Linked DNA regions of Homo sapiens: region 2 is linked to region 1. Evidence: read pairs that join two places in POLR2A ChIA-PET (ENCODE). Cell type or tissue: A673. All regions are shown on one strand.

What was found. ChIA-PET counts read pairs that join two places held together with the same protein. Peaks named below come from ENCODE experiments on the same cell type or tissue, not always from the same donor. Only the 100,000 strongest peaks of a DNase experiment are listed, where the experiment ranks them.
Region 2: POLR2A ChIA-PET joins it to region 1 with 13 read pairs; 2 of 35 experiments call an interaction of 5 or more read pairs at or near these places.

What each region holds. Positions count from the first base shown.
Region 1 is chr9:132,171,922-132,174,421 of GRCh38, forward strand. All of the region lies in intron 2 of NTNG2 (netrin G2), which reads left to right. Among named protein-coding and RNA genes, the nearest start is that of NTNG2, 11 kb to the left of the region's middle. In A673, no CTCF peak of the experiment used is centred here; no DNase peak of the experiment used is centred here.
Region 2 is chr9:131,797,887-131,800,386 of GRCh38, forward strand. No RefSeq gene overlaps it. Among named protein-coding and RNA genes, the nearest start is that of RAPGEF1, 59 kb to the left of the region's middle. RefSeq lists a silencer at 1,436-1,626. In A673, no CTCF peak of the experiment used is centred here; a DNase peak (open chromatin) is centred at 1,505; H3K27me3 peaks cover 151 bases.

The DNA.
Region 1 (2,500 bases):
GTATGACCTCATGCCAGGCACAGTTGTGATGGGAAAGTGAGATGACTAGAGATAAATTAAGTGAAAAACAAGAGAAAAACACTACAGACATTGAAGACAATACCCAGCTAACCACAAATGGTGACACCGGGGCCTGATATGATAGGAGCTGGGGAAGGAGGAGGGCGTGCCCCTCCCCATGAACTCTCCGGGCGCTCCAGCCTTGGCCCGTGCTGTCTCCTCCACCCGAATGCCTGCCCCCTCCTTCCTTTCTTTTCAAGGCTTCCGCTTCTACCTGGATAACCCTGGCTCCTTTTTCAAGGTTCAGGTTGGACCCTACCTCCTCCTCCAGGAGGCCTTCTCTGACTCCTTTGCCCAGTGGGGTGAGGAGGCCCTCATTTGGTCATCATCCTGCTTACTGACTGGCCTATCAGTGAAGAGTTCTGGCCCTAGGAATGGAGAGTTTAGAATCCCGTGCTGTGTGATCTCTGATGTGAGACCTAACCTCTCTGAACCTTAGTTTCTCAATGGGAGCTATTAATAGAACGTGCATAGGAGACTGTCATGAGCACGGTGCTTGGCACATAGTAGTTGCTCACTGCGTGCTGGCTGTTGGGACCAATTCTGTAACTTTAGATGTCTGCTTTTCCCCTGGACTGTGAGCTCCTCAAAGGCAGGGCTGTCTCGCTATCTTTGCATCCCCAGCACCTCCCTCTGGACTTGATCAGTGCCCAGTAAGCATTTCCTGAATGAATGGATGCATGGGAGGAAGCATGGTGTGATCCAGGAACGCTTCTCAGAGGAGGCAGGATCAGGGCTGTATTTTTTTTTTTTTTTTTTTTTTTTGGAGTCAAAGTCTCGCTCTGTCGCCCAGGCTGGAGTGCAGCGGCGCAATCTCGGCTCGCTGCAAGCTCTGCCTCCTGGGTTCACGCCATTCTCCTGCCTCAGCCTCCCCAGTAGCTGGGACTACAGGCACCTGCCACCACGCCAGGCTAATTTTTTGTATTTTTAGTAGAGACGGGGTTTCACTGTGTTAGCCAGGATGGTCTCGATCTCCTGACCTCGTGATCCACCCACCTCAGCCTCCCAAAGTGCTGGGATTACAGGAGTGAGCCACTGCACTTGGCCAGGGCTGAGTCTTGAAGGAAAAACTGGGGTTTGGGTCAGGACAGAGGAGACCCTGGAAGCCCCTGCTTCTCTCCACTGCAGTCCCTGTTCTGTGGGATTTGCGATTGGATGAAGCCGGGAGGTTTGCACAACTCTGTCCTTAAGTCAGTTGCAAGTGACTTCGGCACCTGAGCTGCACCAGCCGTTAAAGCCACTCAGTCTCTTGAAATGCCCGAGGCAGGGCCCAGCCTAGGACAAGAATAGTTCTGTGAAATGACATCTTGTTGCACAGTGAAGTCTCCCTCCTGGGCAGTAGACAATGAGAAGACCGAGGCCCGGGGCCCAGGGAGTGAGACCCTTGCTTCTGACTTCCCTTGAGGGAATGAGGTTGGGTCCAGACACCCCGTGGAAGGCAGGCAGCTGTGTGAAAGGGCCCAGATGGGACATCTTTCCAAAGAATGTCAGAGACTTAGAGACCCCCAGACCTTTCCGGTCTGCGCATCCCCACCTTCCCAGGCTGTCTTCCTCTATGCTTCCTAACTCTGATGTTTAATCCATTTCCCTTTTTCTCATTTACTGTGGGTATAATGACAAGCTGCCTCCAATCCCACCTGCGATGGGGCAGGCAGTGGATGGATGGACAGACGAACGGACAGACAGGCAGGCCGCACCATGCTGCGGATGAGACGGATGGATGGACAGACGGACAGACAGGCAGGAGCACCATGCTGCGGATGAGATGGATGGACGGACGAACGGAGAGGCAGGCAGGTCGAACCATACTGCGGATGAGACGGACGGACGGACAGACAGGCAGGCCACACCATGCTGCGGATGAGATGGATGGATGGACAGACGGACAGACAGGCAGGCCGCACCATGCTGCGGATGAGATGGACGGACGGACGGACAGATGGACAGACAGGCAGGAGCACCATGCTGCGGATGAGATGGATGGACAGACGAACAGACAGGCAGGCAGGTCGAACCATGCTACGGATGAGACGGACGGATGGACGGACAGGCAGGCAGGCCACACCATGCTGCGGATGAGATGGACAGACGGACAGACGGACAGATAGGCAGGCCGCACCATGCTGCGGATGAGATGGACAGACGGACAGATAGGCAGGCCGCACCATGCTGCGGATGAGACGGACGGACGGACAGGCAGGTCGAACCATGCTGCAGATTAGACGGACAGATGGACGGACGGACAGACAGGCAGGCCGCACCATGCTGTGGATGAGATGGATGGATGGACAGACGGACAGACAGGCAGGCCGCACCATGCTGCGGATGAGACGGACGGACGGACGGACAGACAGACAGGTCGAACCATGCTGCAGATTAGACGGACAGATGGACGGACGGACAGACAGGCAGGCCGCACCATGCTGCGGATGAGAACTTG
Region 2 (2,500 bases), 370 kb before region 1:
ATCCCTGAGTTTGATTCTAAATGTCTTTGCAATCTAGTCCAGGAAGGCAGGGTCATGTCTGTCTTGTGACTACTGCACTGGTCCCAGCAACCAGCAAAGTTCCTGCCTATTGGAGGGCCTGCCTGGCTCCTGATTGAAAGGAAGAATCAATGAGTGGGTGAGTGAATGAAGGGCAACAGCCTTCCTTCTTTGCAGCTGCAGAGGCTGGGCAGTTATTGGGCCATGCAGGACTCAATCAGTCTGCCCTTTCTTGTTTTCTGGTGCCCTCCAGCCTTGACGCCATGTTTAGACCATTGATATTCACAGAATAATTTCCAGCATTGATTACTCAGATGGAACACCCTCCCTCCCAAGCTCCGCCGCCTTCCTCAGTCTTCCCCACCACAGGCGACTCCACCGAGTTTCCTGATTAATTCCCCTCCATAAACATTCTGATGAAGCCGCCAGCTCTCGCCAGGCAGCCTCCCAGAGCAAGGATTATTTCACAAAGCTGCTTTTCTCTTTGTGACCTGTGTTCATTAGCTGCTGCAAGGGTCACAGTCTGGGCTGCTTCAGTGGGGCCACCTCTGGGCAGGCAGTTCCCCTAGAGGAGAAGCTCTTCCCAGCCTGCCCAGGGTGGAGAAGGTCACCCCTGCCCAGACCCAGTGGCCTGGAAGCCGTGGGAAGTAGCACATTCCTGGCAAGGGAAGAGATGCTCTCAGTGGAGAAAATACTAGGTGGAGGCGCATGACACTTCTGATATTCAGCCATTTGCTGACCCATGAAAATGGCAATTCAATTTAATAGGACCCTCTGTGGTTGAGCCTAGAGAGAGGGAGGGGAAAAAGGAGTGAGGGGTCTGGAGTCAGAAACACAGGCAGTCCTGCTCTGTGTCTTCTCAGCTGTGTGGCTTGAGGAATGTGGCCTCATCCCTCTGGGCTGACTTGTCAAGTGTTGATAGCCACAGCACCGCCTTGCAGGGGGGTGTGTAGTTTCAGTGCAATCATTACATCACAGCCTGCTTCCGTGGCTGCTGCAACATCCCTGTGCCCTCAACAGCAGCTATTTTAGCAATAACGAGTGAGTTGGGGGCACTGGGATAGTGCAGCTGCCCACTGACTGGCTCCCCAGGTGCCTACCTTCACTTCTTCGGAGTCACTTCTCTGGCAAAGGCACCCAGGGGGTCCAGGAGACCTTGGACACAATGGATTTTAGTGGCAACCAGAGAGGTCCTCTATAGCCCACTTCCATGAGTGGATAAACATGGTGCCTGGCACAGACGGGATCCTCAACAAACTGAAATGAATGAGACAAGTGTATCAGCTGATGTCTTAGAACACAGAATTCAGCTTTGAGAAGTAAAAGATACAAAAAAAGTCATAGGAGGTTGGAGAGTGGGCATGGTGGGAGAGCAGCAGCCAGCTCCTGGGGGTGGGTTAGCAGGTGCTTTTATGGGGCCCTGGAAGTCACTGGCACTTTGAGCCTAAGGGTGTGGCGAGTGTCTGGGGAGCTGTCCGTGGTGCTGAAGCACAACCACTGGTGAGGGCAGCTGTCCTTTCAGTGCCTGTGCTCAGCGGAAGCCTGTCCCACTCCTTCAGGAATTCTGAGTCCAGAAAGGAAAGAAGCAGTGGAAAGGGAGGCAGAGAGTGAGAGGTGAGGCCTGCACAAAAGGTTATTCGTCAGACAATCACTGCCAGACTGGAGGAAGCACTTTTGTTTTCACATTATTGCAGTCACCAAACACTAATTCCCTCATGAGGGAAACATCGGCATCTCTCCCACCAACATGCTCCGAATGCCATCCTTTTTTCATTGCTGTGTAGTATTCCATCACATGAACTATACATAACTACCACAATTTGTTAACTCATTCTATTTTTTTTTTTTTGACAGACTCTTGCTCTCACTCAGGCTGGAGTGCAGTGGCACGATCACCGCTCACTGTAGCCTCAACTTCCTAGGCTCATGTGATCCCTCTGCCTCAGCCTCCTGTGTAGCTGGGGCACAGGCATGTACCATCATGCCCAGCTAATTTTTTTTTTGTAGAGATGGGGTCTCCTTATGTTTTCCTGGCTAGTCATGAACCCCTGGGCTCAAGCAGTCCTCCTGCCTTGGCCTCTCAAGATGCTGAGATTACAGGTATGAGCCACTGCACCTGGCCCCAATGCCATCATTATGGCAAAAGTCAAATCAATCTTGTGTCTCCAAATTTGTGATGTGCACCCACCCTCATTCCTCTTGTCTGGAACCTCTCTGCAGGTCACTGCCCACTGCTCCTTCCAGCTCCAGGCCTTTTGCCCTTCCTACTTTCCATCATCTCATCTGACCCATCCTTTAGAGCCTGTCTCCAGATTCTCCTCTTCCAGGAAGCCTCCCTTGACCACTTCAGCCCACTCTGCCTTCTTGCTCCTCTGACCACCTACTGAACTTGGAGCCAAGTTTAGCAAGCGCTGCTTTTCAAGATATTCTCCATAAGTGCTCTCTTTCTCCCCACTCAGTTGTGAGCTCTCAGGGGACCCAG